Linked DNA regions of Homo sapiens: region 2 is linked to region 1. Evidence: chromatin loops called from intact Hi-C (ENCODE). Cell type or tissue: PC-3. All regions are shown on one strand. Each heading gives the region's core, and the rest is flanking DNA. Links, peaks and the distances in the headings are about the cores only. Region 1 has its middle 43 kb from the start of SGPP1. Region 2 has its middle 36 kb from the start of WDR89.

Evidence for each region. Hi-C counts contacts between places; a loop is a spot of excess contacts. Peaks named below come from ENCODE experiments on the same cell type or tissue, not always from the same donor. Only the 100,000 strongest peaks of a DNase experiment are listed, where the experiment ranks them.
Region 2: it touches region 1 in a loop (5-fold over the local background); 2 of 110 quality-filtered maps call a loop at or near these places.

Annotation. Positions count from the first base shown.
Region 1 is chr14:63,766,569-63,774,906 of GRCh38, forward strand. It overlaps a transcript of SYNE2 not described here. Among named protein-coding and RNA genes, the nearest start is that of SGPP1, 43 kb to the left of the region's middle. RefSeq lists an enhancer at 7,135-7,194. In PC-3, for the core only: a CTCF peak has its summit at 3,831 (motif pointing left); a DNase peak (open chromatin) is centred at 3,803.
Region 2 is chr14:63,673,285-63,681,622 of GRCh38, forward strand. No RefSeq gene overlaps it. Among named protein-coding and RNA genes, the nearest start is that of WDR89, 36 kb to the left of the region's middle. In PC-3, for the core only: no CTCF peak of the experiment used is centred there; a DNase peak (open chromatin) is centred at 4,807; H3K4me3 peaks cover 409 bases; H3K27ac peaks cover 2,615 bases.

The sequences.
Region 1 (8,338 bases), core at 186-8,185:
CTGTGCAATGTGACAAGACTCCAGAAGTGCAGGTTTAGCAGTGGCAAAGAGCTCCATTAATTATTCTTCTAGGTGTACTGTTCTCCAGACAGGAAGGAAATTCTGGGACAACGTTGTTTAAACTTTTCAGTCTGTAGACCACTTCAGGGGAAGAAAAGAAAACCTTGTATTTCACCTCTCCCACTCACTCCCCTTCCCTCTAAAGAAAACCTCTCTGGGGAGAGAGGGACAAAAGGCCTTAGATCTCCTTCTTTGTTAGCGGAATCACTTAATGATACTGGAAGCCAGTGAATGACGTTGGGATTGAAGGTAGGTAGTACAGAGGAGACAGGGATGAGTAAAACACCAGAGGAAACAAGATGCAATGGGCAGAAGTTGGTGAGTCCATGATTAGAAAGTTATCATAAAATTTAGAGTCTAAATTAAATACACCATATCAAGCAGAGTCAATAAAATAAAAAATAAAAATAAGAAAATAAATTAAATATGCCAAAATGGCAGGGGCGTTTTGTTCAGCCTGCACAATCTTTTATTTTTTTTATCTTTTTTTTTTTTTGAGATGGAGTCTGGCTCTGTCGCCCAGGCTGGAGTGCAGTGGCGCAATCTCGGCTCACTGCAATCTCCACCTCCCAGTTCAAGCAATTCTCCTGCCTTAGCCTCCCAAGTAGCTGGGATTTCAGGCGCCAGCCAACACGCCCAGTTAATTTTTGTATTTTTTTTTAGTAGGGATGGGGTTTCACCATGTTGTCTAGGCTGGTCTTGAACTCCTGACCTCAAGTAATCCGCCCACGTCTGCCTCCCAAAGTGCTGGGATTACAGGCATGAGCCACTGTGACCGGCCAATTTTTTATTTTTTAAATTTTTCTTAGTTTTTTAAAATTGTGCATGTATCTCATCTTATGCAAAATCATTTAAATTAAGTTATTTGACATTAAAAATAGAGAATTTCATATAAAAATCGAAATTCTAGCTTCTCTTATAGATTGGGATGCCGTGGCCACACTGGGCCCTGATTCCTACATGGCAGTCACTTGAACCCTCTCTGGTCCACCATGTCCCAGCCTTACCTGGTTCAGTCATGTATGTTACTTGCCTGGCCCCTGTGTGCAAGTAATCCTTTTTCCTTTCTTCTGCCTGCATTCTAAATTGCCTAAGCGTTTGCACTATCACCCTCATATTCTATCTTTTTGTATTGAATCAGCTTCTGTAGTGATTAGTGTCCATTTGTTAAGCCACTATTTGAATTAATAAAAACTCATCTCAGAAATTGCAATGAATATCCCCCATGATACATCATTTCACATTTTTTTGTGAAAGGAGGGATATATGAAAGCCATTGTGTAAGCTGGGCACAGTAGCTCACGCCTGTAATCCCAGCACTTTGGGAAGTCAAGGTGGGCAGATTGCTTGAGCGCAGGAGTTCAGGACCAGCCTAGGCAGCATGGTGAAACCCCGTCTTAACAAAAAATACAAAAAATCAGCTGGGCTTTGGTGGCACCTCTGTAGTCCCAGCTACTTGGGAGGCTGAGGTGGGATCGCTTGAGCCTAGGAGGTCGAGACTGCAGTAGCCATGATCATGCCACTGCAATCCAGCCTGGGTGATGAAGTGAGACCATGTCTCAAAAAAAAAAAAATTGTATGATTACACACGCAAACACATCTCTGCCTACAACTGAAAGAATTTGAGTTGACTTGAAGTAAAATTAAATTATAACAACAAAACAAGTGACAAACCACCCCACAATTAAAGGCAAAAATCCAGTAAAAAACGTCAGTTAGCTGAGATTAAGCCTTCATGTTGTAAACCTCCTTTGGGTCATTCCCTTTTTTAGTACTTACCCAGTTAAAACTTGTTTGATGCCTTAAACCCCTGCTAGACTATAAACTCTTAATGGCAGGGACTTTGTCAATCTTATATATTACCATATTCCAAAGTGCATAGCATAGAGCCTCATTAGTTCAATAAATAGATGAAAATGTATCAGGAAACTTTTTTGCTCAGTTGCTGCTAAAGAAAATCTATAGCAATCAAACATAAAATTGTTTTTCAAACTCTTAGCAGCCAGGACAAAGAAAGAAGCAGCCAAAGGTCTTGGCCTGTAGCCTGTCCGTATTGTAGGATTAGCCCCTGTCCCAGAAACAGTGTGGATAAAACAAACAAACAAACTAAACCTCCAGCTAAGAAAGTTGCTCTGGATTCCTATTTGTTGGTGCCTTGAGGAGCAAGGTACAAGGTGCATATCACTAGTCTGGCTTCCAGGACAAGACTGTGATCACTTGGAGATCACAGTCATAGAGGAACTGGTTTTCAGACAGGCACCTAGATGATGAAGAACAAAACACAAGACATATTAATTGCAATGAGGATTTAGGAGGTGGCAGAATCCTATTACTAGGTCTAGCCAATAAGATTAGAAGAGGACAGGTTGAGCATGGTGGCTTACACCTTTAAGCCCAGCACTTTGGAAAGCCAGGGCAAGAGGATGGCTTGAGCCCAGGAGTTTGAGACCAGCCTGGGCAATACAGTGAGACCTCATCTCTAAAAAAATGTTTTAAAAAAGATTAGAATAAAACAAGCTTAACTTGTAGGAAGTAACCAGAGCGATGAAGTAAACTTCCACTTTCAGAATTGGTTCCAGCATCTAGAGATAGGTCAAGACTGTAGTGCCTGGGGAACAATCTAAGAATAGAGAATCAGGAAGGCCATTAAATATTACAGGGGTAGGCCAGGCATGTTGGCTCATGCCTGTAATCCCAGCACTTTGGGAGGCCAAGGCAGGCAAATTGCTTGAGCTCAGGAGTTCAAGACTCACCTGGAGACCAGGCACAGTGGCTCACGCCTGTAATCCCGCACTTTGGGAGGCCGAGACAGGCAGATCATGAGGTCAGGAGATCGAGACCATCTTGGCTAACATGGTGAAACCCCGTCTCTACTAAAAATACAAAAAAATTAGCTGGGCGTGGTGGCGGGCGCCGGTAGTCCCAGCTACTTCGGGAGGCTGAGACAGGTGAATGGCGTGAACCCGGGAGGTGGAGTTTGCAGTGAGTCGAGATCGCGCCACTGCACTCCAGCCTGGGCAACAGAGCGAGACTCCATCTCAAAAAAAAAAAAAAAGACTCACCTGGGCAACAAGGTGAAACCCTGTCTCTAAAAAAAAAAAAAAAGAAAGAAAAAGAAAAATCAGCTGAGTGTGGTGGCATGCACCTGTGGTCCCAGTTACTCAGGAGGCTGAGGCGGGAGGATCACTTAAGCCCAGGAGGTGGAGGTTGCAGTGAGCCAAGATTGTGTCACTGCACTCTAGCCTGGGCAACAGAGCCAGATCCTGTCTCAAAAAAAAATTCTAGGGGCAACATATATATATATTTGAGATGGTCTTGCTCTGTTGTCCTGACTGGAGTGCAGTGGCACAATCACAGCTCACTGCAGCCTTGACCTCCGCGGACAAGCAATCCTCCTGCCTCAGCCTCCCAAGTAGCTGGGACCACAGGTGTGCCATCATGCCTGGCTAATTATTTTTTATTTTTATCTTTTGTAGAGACAGTGTCTTATCATGTTGCCCAGGCTTATGTATAATATTGAACTAGTTATTTCATCTCATGATGTCTTATTGTACATAGTCATATGGAAAAACAAAATTAAAATAATGAAATACCGGGGGAAAGATGTGACATACTGCAAAAATACATTAAAACTCCAAGATCTTGATGTAAGCAATAGTGAAAAATACCCATAAAAATGTTAAGTAAAGCTAAACTCCCCTATCCTGTGTGGACTTGAATGCTACTATGCCACATTCATCGACCTCTTTGGGCTCCCTCTGGTGGCACATTAGTCCTCAGTGATAACTGAGTATTTTGGAGAATTTCTTGTAAATTCCTGTGGATGAAAGCTTCATTGAATAGTTTTTTAGCTAACCAGTCATAAATATTCAAATAAGTATAAAATGATGGCTGGGCACAGTGGCTTATGTCTGTAATCCCAGCACTTTGGGAGGCTAAAGCAGGAGGATCACTTGAGCCAGGGAGTTTGGGACCAGCCTGGACAACATAGTGAGACACTGTTTTTACCGAAATAAAGAAAAGGGGTGGCACATACCTGTGGTCCCAGCTATTCAGGAGGCTGAGCTGGGAGGATCATTTGAGCTCAGGAGATTGAGCCTGCAGTGAGCTGTGATTGTGCCACTGCACTCCAGCCTGGGTGACAGAGCAAGATCCCATATCCACTGTGTGAGCCACTGTGCCCAACCAAACATTTTTCAATAAAAAAAAATTTTAAATTCATCAACCCTGGCTTACAGAAGTCAATTTAAAAAAAAATTGAGAGACAGGGTCTCACTATATTGCCCAGGTTGGTCTTCATCTCCTGGCCTCAAGTGTTCCTCCTGCCTGGGCCTCCAAAAATGCTGGGATTCCAGGGATAAGTCATCATGCCCGACCTAAAATCAGTCAATTTTTGATGTTGGTGAGGAAATAGAGTCACAGAAACCCTTATACACTCTTTTTTTTTTTTTTTTTTTTTGAGACGGAGTCTCGCTCTGTGGCCCAGGCGGGAGCGCAGTGGCGCAATCTCGGCTCACTGCAAGCTCCGCCTCCCGGGTTCACGCCATTCTCCTGCCTCAGCCTCCCGAGTAGCTGGGACTACAGGCGCCCACCATCACGCCCGGCTATTTTTTTTGTATTTTTAGTAGAGACGGGGTTTCACCGTGTTAGCCAGGATGGTCTCGATCTCTTGACCTCGTGATCCGCCCGCCTCGGCCTCCCAAAGTGCTGGGATTACAAGCGTGAGCCACCGCGCCCGGCCCCTTATACACTCTTGATGTGACTGAAATTTTGCTAATGACTTTGGATAAAAATTTGGTATTGTCTTAAAAATTGAAAATGTCATTTCTAATCCAGCAATTTCACTCCTATGTATTTACCTTAGAGAAACTTTGGCACAAACACCAACAAACATATGTGGGAATTTCTTGGCTAAAGTGTTCATAATAGCAAAACCTGGAAACGTCATAGAAGGATAAAACTGTAGTGTATTAAAAACACTAAACACAGGCCGGGCATGGTGGCTTACGCCTGTAATCCCAGTATTTTGGGAGGCTGAGGTGGGTGGATCACCTGAGGTCAGGAGTTCGAGACCAGCTGGCCAACAGGGTGAAACCCTGTCTCTACTAAAAAAATAACGAAAATTAGCTGGGTGTGTGTGTGCCTGTAATTCCAGCTATTCAGGGGGCTGAGGCATGAGAATCACTTGAACCCAAGAGGCGGAGGTTGCAGTGAACCGAGATCACGTCACTGCACTTCAGCCTGGGCGATAGAGTGAGACTCTGTCTCAAAAAGCAAAAACAAAAACAAAAACTAAAATTGAAACACTATACAGCAGTGAAAATGGGTAAACCATAGCGGTAGGCATGAATATGGATGAGAACCTCAAAAATGCTAAATGGGGAAAAAACTATCACAGAAAAATATATAGAGCATGATTCCATTATGTAAAGGTCAAAGACAGGCTGGGTGTGGTGGCTCATGCCTGTAATCCCAGCACTTTGGGAGGCCAAGATGCATGCATCCCTTGAGCCCAGGCATTTGAGACCAAGTGTGGGCAGCATGGTGAAACCCTGTCTCTACAAAAAATACAAAAATTAGCAGGGTGTGGTGGTGTGCACCTGTGGTACCAGCTACTTGGGGGGCTGAGGTGGGAGGATTGCTTGAGGCCAGGAGGTTGAGGCTGCAGTGAGCTGTGGTCATGCCACTGTACTCCAGCCTGGGCGGCAGAATGAGACTCCATCTCAAAAACAAAAAAACAAACAAACAAAAAACCTCAGCAAACAGTACTTCTTTTCTCCATCAAGCTACCTATTAGCAATACATCTTTTACTTTTAAGAAATCTAAGCTATAGGTCAGGCGCGGTGACTCACACCTGTAATCCCAGCATTTTGGGAGGCAAAGGTGGATGGATTACTTGAGCAGGAGTTTGAGACCAGCCTGGCCAACACGGTGAAACCCCATCTCCACCAAAAATTACAAAATTTAGCTGAGTGCGGTGGTGTGCACCTATAATCCCAGCTATTCGGGAGGCTGAGGCAGGAGAATCACTTGAACCCGGGAGACAGAGGTTTCAGGGAGCCGAGACCATTCCACTGTACTCTAGCCTGGGCGGCAGAGCAAGATTCTGTCTCAAAAACAGAACAGAACAAAACAAAAATCTAAGCTACATTACTTTTTTTTTTGGAGATGGAGTTTTGCCCTTGTTGCCCAAGCCATAGTGAAATGAAGCCATCTCGACTCACTGCAACCTCCACCTCCCAGGTTCAAGTGATCCTCCTGCCTCAGCCTCCCGAGTAGCTTGGATTACAGGTGCACACCACCACACCTGGCTAATTTTTTGTATTTTTAGTAAAATGGGGTTTCACCATTTTAGCCAGGCTGGTCTCGAACTCCTGACCTCAGATGATCTGCACGCCTCGGCCTCCGAAAGTGCTGGGATTACAGGCATGAGCCACTGCGCCCAGCCTATATTACATTTTAAAAGAAGTTATTTGCCATTTTATTGTTGTTTATTATTCATATAATAAATTTTACTGTTTAAACTCCATTTTGTTATTATAAATTTATTTAAATGCTATTTATTTTATTGCTTAAAAAAATTTTTTTTGGACAGGGTCTCACTCTGTCACCCAGGCTGGAATGCAGTGGCTCAATCACGGCTCACTGCAGTCTCAACCACCCGGGCTCAAACAATCCTCCCACCTCAGGCCCCTAAGTAGCTGGTACCACGGGTGCACACGACCATGCCCTGAGAATTTTTGTATATTTTGTAGAGACAGGGGTCTTCCCATGTTGCCCAGGCTGGTCTCAAACTCCTGGGCTCAAGCAATCCACCCGCCTCACCCTTCTAAAGTGCTGGGATTACAGGTGTGAGCCACTGCTCCTGGCTAATACGCTACATTTTTTAAAGCCTATTTTTAAAATAAGTTTTTTCTTTGTTTGTTTTTACTTTTTTAGAGATGGGGGTCTCACTATGCTGCCCGTGCTAGAATATAGTGATTATTTACAAGTGCAATCATACCATGCTATAGACTGAAACTCCTCGGTTCAAACAATCTTCCTGTCTCAGCCTCCTGAGTAACTGGGACTACAGGCATGCACCAACATGCCCAGCAAAAAGAAGCTATGTTTAATATGGTTATTATGAGCAAGACTGTCATGTCTAAAGCAACAGACTTCAGTTTTACATGAAAAGTGCAGATACCAATGCATTTGCCTCTGATGATCTGTGATTATCCTTCTGATAGAATAATCTCTTGTTTGAGCTAAGCACATCTTGTTTGAAATACGATTATATATTTAGCAATCCTGACCTCTCATAGGACTTTTACACCTATAATAAAATTATTAATGCTTTGCATTTGTAAGGCATTTCATGGATTTTCAAGTGTCACTAGAAGACGTTTCCCTCATTGTACAGTTCAGAAAACTGAAGACAAGAGGCTGGGTGCGGTGGCTCATGCCTGTAATCCTGGCACTTTGGGAGGCTGAGGCGGGCAGATCACGAGGTCAGGAGATCGAGACCAGCCTGGCCAACATGGTAAAATCCCATCTCTACTAAAAATACAAAAAATTGGGCAGGCGCAGTGGCTCACGCCTGTAATCCCAGCACTTTGGGAGGCTGAGGCGGGCAGATCACCTGAGCTCAGGAGTTTGAGAGCAGCCTGGCCAACATGGTGAAACCCCATGTCTACTAAAGATAGAAAAATTAGCCAGATGTAGTTGTGGGCGACTGTAATCCCAGATACTTGGGAGGCTGTGGCAAGAGAATTGCTTGAACCCGGGAGGTGGAGGCTGCAGTGAGCCGAGATCGAGCCATTGCACTCCAGCCTGGGTAACAGAGTGAGACTCCGTCTCAAAAAAAAAAAAAAAAAAGAAAAAAAGAAACAAAAAAAGAAAACTGAAGACAAGAGAGAAGTTTTTTTCTTTTTTTTCTTTTTTGAGACAGGGTCTCGCTCTGTCACCCAGGATGTAGTGCAGTGGTGTGATCACGGCTCACTGCAGCCCCCATGTCCCAGGATCAAGCAATCCTCCTGCCTCAGCCTCCCAGGTAGATGGGACTACAGATGTGCATTACTACACTTGGCTAAAGAGAGGTTTTAATAAATAAAATAGCTATAATTTGGTAGGTAGAATTTAAATTATTGTATTAATAATTGTCTTCATATGCTATAACAAAATGCCATAAATTGCATGGCTTAAACAACAGTTTAAGCCATTTAATGAAATGCAAGGCAGCATGTTAGGCACTGACAGAATTACAGCATTAATAATATGACATGATCTGTGTCTCCA
Region 2 (8,338 bases), core at 314-8,313, 93 kb before region 1:
TACAAAAATTAGCTGGCCGTAGTGGCGTGCGTCTGTAATCCCAGCTACTTGGGAGGCTGAGATGGGAGGATGGCTTGAGGTGGAGGCTACAGTGAGCTGAGATTGCATCACTGCACTCCAGTCTGGGCAACAGTGACATCCTATCTCGAATGAATGAATGAATGAATGAATGAATGAATGAATGAATAAGTAGATTAATGGTACTAAAATTTATTACTTAAGATCAGGTGCTACAGTCATTTGGGAGTTACTGTTCACTTTAGGTTTTACCTTCTTCTTGATTCAAACAGTCTGATCTTAGATTCAATGAGAATTAAAAACTGTATATAATAAAATTCGTTCTAGCATGTACTATCTACCTATTTCATAAATCTTAACCTCGGATACGTACTTACCATCTCATTCCCTAATTCCTTTTTCCCTTTATTCGTTACAATCTGACTACTGCCACTACCACATACACCATTGAAATTGTTCTCTTCAAGGTAAACCAGAAACTCATGTAAGATGTCTGCCTTCAGCCTGAATCTCTTTACTAGTGTTTGATATTGTTTATTGATCACTTTGTTCTGAAAACTCTCTTCTCCCTATCAGTGTGGATTTTAGGGACCTTTTCATTGGCTCCGTCGTCTTCTATCTCCTCTCCCCCTTTCCCTAGGCAGACATCATTAACTGATCGTGGCACTCCTAGGGCTTCACAGCATAACCCAGCAGGAAAATGCTCTTAGTTGATTGGTGTTTGTCTGTGAGATGAAACGTGTTGTGAAGGCTCCAAACTATCTCCAGGCCAGGCACTGTGACTCACACCTGTAATCCCAGCACTTTGAGAGGCCAAGTGGGGGGAGATCACCTGAGGTCAGGAGTTTAAGACCAACCTGGCCTACATGGTGAAACCCCATCTCTACTAAAAATACAAAAATTGGCTGGGCCTCGTGGCACATGCCTGTAGCCTCAGCTACCAGGAAGGGAGGCTGAGGCATGAGAATTGCCTGAACCCGGGAGGTGGAAGTTGCAGTGAGCTGAGATTGTGCCACCACATTCCAGCCTGGGTGACAAGAGGGAGACTTCATCTCAGGAAAAAAAAAAAACAAAAATAAACAAGAAGTAGAGGAGAACAGCGAATGGGAGTAGAGCATGTCTGTGTGCTGTTAGGAGTGATTTAGTAGACTGGGAAAAGTTGATGTTTCAGGATAAAGATAACTCCAGGAGAGAAATCCTATATGAACTCCAAGAGATATCATTAATTAAAAAAAATGGGGGGGGGGGGAGTGTGGGGAGGGGACTTGCAGAATACGTACAATATATTTTTAAAAACCTAAACTTTATATAACACAATTATATATTTCAATATATGTAAACATATAAACACACACACACACACAGAATATATACTCCAAACTGGCAACAGTAGTTAATTCTGAGAATACAATTATTATAGTGGGCAAAGGAGGACTTTTTTTCCCAAGTATATAATATATTGCTATTAACTATAGTCATCACGAGTTAAAATAGATCTCTTGCACTTATTCCTCTTGTCTGAAATTTTCTTTCCGCTCATTCATTGATGGACACTTAGGCTACTCTAAGTAATGCTGCAATAAACTTGAGAGTGCAGATATTTCTTTGATATACTGATTTCAAATCCTTAGAATATATATTCAGCAGTGAGATTACCGGATCACATGGTAGTTCTATTCTTAGTTTTTAAATATCTCCACACTGTTTTCCATAATGGTTGTACTAAAAAGAGGATTTTTGCTGTTCTTGCCATTTGAATAATAAAAAAAAACAACCCAGCAATGTATCTATAGATATCTTGTGTAATTTTTTGTAGCAAGTAACTTCTCATTTCCATGAAATAATTTCACTATATAAGAAAACAGCTGACTGACATTCAAGAATAACCTCATGTTTTCTAGCAGAATTTCTTATGAAATTTAAAAAAGACTTTCTGCAATAGGCACTGTTACATTCTAGAAATGTTCTAATAAAGGTACTGATTTTTTTTGTTGTTGTTGTTTGTTTGTTTGTTTTTTGAGACAGAGTCTTGCTCTGTTGCCCAGGCTGGAATGCAGTGGTGTGATCTCGGCTCACCACAACCTCTGTCTCCCAGGTTCAAGCAATTCTCCTGCCTCAGCCTCCTGAGTAGCTGGGATTACAGGTATGTGCCACCACAACCGGCTAATTTCTGTATTTTTAGTAAAGACAGGGTTTCACCATGTTGTTTAGGCTGGTCTCGAACTCCTTACCTCAGGTGATCCACCCACCTCAGCCTCCCAATGTTCTGCTTATTTTTAAAAAACCTTTATGAATAATGTGATTTGCAATTTAAAAATTTATTACAAGGATCTCATTTTCCAAAATATGATTCTGTAAAGTTCATATGAGATTTATGAGGTAGTTTTACATTCTTTTTCCAGTTTCTCTTTTCTTAGTTCTGAATGAGATTTCTAAAGGAGAGATTTTCTTCTCTGTTTCCTTTACATATCCATCTCTGTAGCTGGCAAGATTTGTTGAATGAATTCTAGAATTACTGAGGTCTTTGGGGTCTAATCTGTCCCTCTCCCCCTCCCCCACTTTTTTTTTTTAAACAAAGAACTATCCGTTTAGAGCCACTTCAGCTCAGAACTACTTAGATAGTAGGTTGGATTAGGTTACTTAGGTAAAGTGACCTATTAGTTACTTTAAACCTTGAGATTTAAACAAAAGTTATGACTCTTCTAAAGCAATTACCTCACTTTCTTTGGTGAAACTTGTTAATTTCCTTAGAGGGGTGTATATACAAACTTTTTAGACAGGAAAAGAGGGGAAGGTTGCTTCAGTGACAAGACATGCTCTCCCAACTCTATTCCCTCAGTGAAGGTGCATTAAAATTCTTTTTGTTAAATTCCAGAATCCTAATAGAAACAAAAATACTCCATTTCTTTTTGCACACTTGATCTAACAGAGTTTATTAAATTTTAATAGTGAAAGGGCTCTTAGAGAACATCAAGTCTTACCTCTTCATTTTATCTGTGAGGAAATCATTTATCATTCTGGTGCTAGTACCTAGTTGAAGGAACTTACAATTATAGTTCAAGACAAAACAAAGTCAAAACAAAAATCCTGGTCCTCTGACTTCAGTTAAACACTTTTTTTTTTTGAGACAGGTTTTCACTTCTGTCACCCAGGCTGGAGGGCAGTGGTGTGATCTGGACTCACTGCAACTCTGCCTCCTGGGCGCAAGGGATTCTACTGCCTCAGTATCCCGCGTAGCTGGGACTACAGGCATGTGCCACCATGTCCGGCTAATTTTTGTATTTTTAGTACAGACAGATTTTCACTGTGTCACCCAGGCTGGCCTTGAACTCCTGGATTCAAGCGATCCATCCTCCTTGGCCTTCCAAAGTGTTGGGATTGCAGGTATGAGCCACCACACCCAGCCTCAGGAAAAAAAAAAAAAAAAAAAAGACACAGAATGGGAACATGAAAGTCAGTACAGGTTTGGCACCAGCATCTTCACAAAGAATAGAATTCAACGCAAACATTTTCACAGTAAGTCAATAAAGTGGTACGTCAGGATTTGGGAAATGCCACTGTTTGCAAGCACAAATCTAAAGTCTGTTTTATGACAGACTTGCAAGGGCAAGAATATGGTATAACATATCATGACTTGGAAAAGCTTAAAGCCTCCCAAAGACAGAAATCTGTAATCTTTCCCCCCTACTTAGGAAACTATCTCATGGAAGAGTCACCAAAGTTTTCTTTGAAATGGGAGTTTCAGGTTGATACATAAGGAATGGCTATCTTTACAGATCGGCAATGGCTAGTGACATGTTTGTGAGCCAATTATAAGGTAAATGTAAGTCAGTATGGTCATCATGTCTTTTTTTATAGGTAATAGACAAACTAATGAGGAAGCCATTAGCCTCTCTGGAATAATACCAAATCAGGAAGAAAGTAGGTGGTTATGGGTGTATTGTGGATTACCTTACAGATGCGGAACATATTCAGGGTATCTCTGTGATTCTGTTAGAAAACATTCTTCCTACACCCATGCCACAATCTTCACCAACAGTTGAGATTAGCCAGATGTGTGGTCAGGTCTGATCTCAACGCATAAAGGGAATCTCATGATCTCTTAAGTATGGTGGGATGAGAAATAAGTTCAAGAATACAGTTCCATAGTGAGCAGCAGGTATATTCAAACCTACCCCTAAAGCCCAAAGAATAAGGCTAACAAATCCAATTTCTCAGAAAGAAAATATTTCACAGAGATTTGAAAACATAAGCAGTATCTCGGACAACTGCGAGATGGTGGATCCTCACACCCGTCCTCCAGAAATTATCCTTTAGAAAGCAAGCCTTGGGCCAGGCACGGTGGCTCACGGCTGTAATCCCAGCACTTTGGGAGGCTGAGGTGGGCAGATCACTGGAGGTCAAGAGTTCGAGACCAGCCTGGCCAACATGGTGAAACCCTGTCTCTACTAAAAATACAAAAATTAGCCATGGTGGCACATGCCTGTAATCCCAGCTATTCAAGTAGGCTGAGGCATGAGAATCGCTTGAACCTGGAAGGCGGAGGTTGCAGTGAACCGAAATCATGCCACTGCACTCCACCCTTGGTGACAGAGCAAGACCCTGTCTCAAAAAAAAAAAAAAAAAGAGAAAAGGAAAAAAAGCCTTTAGGATAAAGACATGTGCAGCTGTTACTTTCTTGTGGAAACTTGTGACTACTGGGGAGGTCAGATAAGCATCTTTATGAGGGTTGTTACAGGCATTGTTTAGAGAACTTGCTGCAGAACACTTTGGCATGCAGAGTCAAACATTAGTCATTATGGAGATTTCACTTCAAGATGTTATCACTCTTGCCATGCAACAGGCTATTTTCCTACAAACACCAACTTTATTCCCAGAGCATACCTGCAAATCCTAGATGGAGTATCTTGGAAGCTCGTCTTCCTTGTAGAACACATTGTAAACTCCTGGTCTGTAATAAAAGTAGCTAGGTCTGCAGACTCTTAACCTAATGACGTCAATCCTCATGGCCTGTGCGTAGGTTTCCAGGTAAGTCATTAGTTTGTTATACAACCTTCTTGTGAGGGCTTGGAAGGTGAGGGGAGTATAGCTTCACATCCAAAGTTCTCCTAACTTCCTGGGGACTCCTCTTCTAAATAACAGCAATTATAGCAGTCATGATACCATGTCACCAAAATTCACACCTTTGGGATTTTTCATATAAAATCTAGGATTAATATAAAAATTGCCTTTTTCTCCTCTTAATAAGTAAACATGTAATTGTCTTCTGCTATCAGATTTTAAAAAAAAACCAAACACTTAATAATGAAGTATATATCAAAAAATATTTTTGATTACCTTCACATTAGGTGTAATTTCACTCATGAGCTAAGTGAGTAATAGTGCAGCCCTTCTACTGGCAAAGAAAGACACCACTTCACCACACCTATTGTTTACTGGATATTTTAACAAGCTCTTCAACTTTACTCTTACTACTCCCTTGTAGGTACCCTGATGCTCCAGACAAACTACTATTTGTTTGCCAAACATGTCTAACACATTCCCATCTCCATGCTTTGGTTCATCCAATTTCTTTTTCTTTTTTGAGATGGAGTTTTGCTCTTGTTGCCCAGGCTGCAGTGCAATGGCGTGATCTCGGCTCACTGCAACCTCTGCCTCCTGGGTCCAAGCGATTCTCCTGCCTCAGCCTCCCAACTAGCTGGGACTACAGGCACCCACCACCATGCCCGGCTAATTTTTGTATATTTAGTAGAGACGGGGTTTCACCATGTTAGCCAGGCTGGTCTCAAACTCCTGACCTTGTGATCTGCCCACCTCAGCCTCCCAAAGTGCTGGGATTACAGGAGTGAGCCACCGTGCCCGGCCAAATCAATTTGTTATTTTAAAAATTTACAACCTTTGTTCATGAATACTTTACAAAAGATTTTGAGAATATACTGCTAAGAAGCAAATATTTAAAAATTCTTATTTGTAAAGCTATTTAAAAAATTTTATGGTGACAAATGTTGCAGGATTATTATTCAGTTTTTTTACTTTTAAGATTGTTATCACAGATTTCAACCAGTGTTATTAGTCTGTTCCTGCATTGCTATTAAAAACTACCAGAGGCCAGGCGCGGTGGCTCACACCTGTAATTCCAGCACTTTGGGAGGCTGAGGTGGTTGTATCTGCTGAGGTCAGGAGTTCGGGACCAGCCTGGCCAACGTGGTGAAACCCTGTCTCTACTAAAAATACAAAAATTAGCTGGGAATGGTGGCATGCACCTGTAGTTCCAGCTGTTCAGGAGGCTGAGGCAGGAGATTCACTTGAACTTGGGAGGCAGAGGTTGCAGTGAGCCAAGATCATGCCACTGCACTCCAGCCTGGGTGATGGCAAGACTCTATCTCAAAAGAAAAAAAAAAGAACCTACTGGAGACTGGGTAATTTATTTAAGAATAAAAAAAAAAAGAGGTTTAATTGGCTCATAGTTCTACCAGTGGTACAGAAGGCCTGGCTGGGAAGCCCTCAGGAAACTTACAATCATAGCAGAAGGTAAAGGGGAAGCTGGCACATCTTACATAGCTGGAGCAGGAGGAAGAGAAGGTGAAGGGGGAGGTGCCACACACTTTTAGATAACCAGATCTTTTTTTTTTTTTTTTTTTTTTTTTTTTTTGAGACGGAGTTTCGCTCTTATTGCCCAGGCTGGAGTGCAGTGGTGCAATCTTGGCTCACTGCAATCTCCACCTCCCGGGTTCGAGTGATTCTCCTGCCTCAGCCTCCCGAGTAGCTGGGATTACAGGCATGCGCCACCATGCCCGGCTAATTTTGTATTTTCAGTAGAGACGAGGTTTCACTATGTTGGTCAGGCTGGTCTCAAATTCCTGACCTTAGGTGATCCGCCTACCTTGGCTTCCCAAAGTGCTGGGACTACAGGCGTGAGCCACCATGCCCGGTCAACAACCAGACCTTATGAAAACTCACTATCAGGAGAACAGCCAGAAAGATATCTGCTCCCATGATCCAATCACCTCCCATCAGACTCCTCCTCCAACACTGGGATTACAATTTGACATGAGATTGGGTAGGGACACAAATCCAAACCATATCAACCAAAAATGAGCAAAAATACTGTGCATTAAAATGAGTTTGGTGAATGCTTCCCCTCAAATTAACCCAGATGAAAAAGGAGAAAAACTCTTAAATAGTAGGAAAATTATAATCCATCTTATTGTCACCAACCCCACTGATCCTCTGAATTTGGGCCTGGAGACCTTTGGAGACCAGGGTAGCCTTTCACTTCACTGAAGTAAAAAAAACACTTGATATTTAAGCTCTGAATATATTTAATCTAGATTTTAATTATAAACATCACTTAACATTTTTAAATGTAGTTGGTTTTATGAAAAATTAAAGATCAATTGTAAAAAATAATATTCTCGGGAACATAATTATTTATTACTAGAAACTAAAAGTTATATCCCTGTATATACACAATATTTTCTTTTCAGATTTGATTTCAAGTTTAAAAAAAACAAAATCTTAAAACTAATTTGAGTACAAATCACATTCATACAATGGGGTACTGTAGTAATTACATACAAAACTTTCCTAGAATTAAATTATTAGCCCTTCAATATTTGCATGAAAAGTGACAAAATCCTTACTAAACTGGAAGCATTCATTTACAACCTAAACTTTTAAAACAGGTAGACTATTAAGCAATATTAAAATTTTTAGATCATTAATCTCTTTAAGAATCTGATGAATGCTGTAGAAATTTTCCCCAGAAAAATGCACATATTGAAGCCTAAGGACTGAATAATCGTGTAATTCATTCAACATATCCTAATTGAATGCCTACTGTGTCCCAGGGATCCAGAAGTAAAAAGATGCATAAGGTCTTTTTCCTCATGAAGCTTACGTCATAGGGATAATGACAGAAAATGTAAAAAGTAAATAATACATAATTATAGACTGTGATTGATATGCTTTGCCTTTGTGTCCCCACCCAAATCTCACCTTGAATTGTAATAATCCCCACAAGCAAGGGCAAGACTAGGTAGAGATACTTGAATCATGGGGGCAATTCCCCCATGCTCTTCTCGTGATAGTGAGTGAGATCTCATGAGATCTGATGGTTTTATAAGGGGCTTCCCACTTCGCTCGCCACTCACTCTTACTGCATCCTACCGCCCTGTGAAGAGGTGCCTTCTGCCATGATTTTAAGTTTCCTCAGGCCTCCCCAGCCATGCAGAACTGTGGGTCAATTAAACCTCTTTCCTTTATAAATTACTCAGTCTTGGGCAGTTCTTTATAGCAGCATGAGAATGGACTAATACAG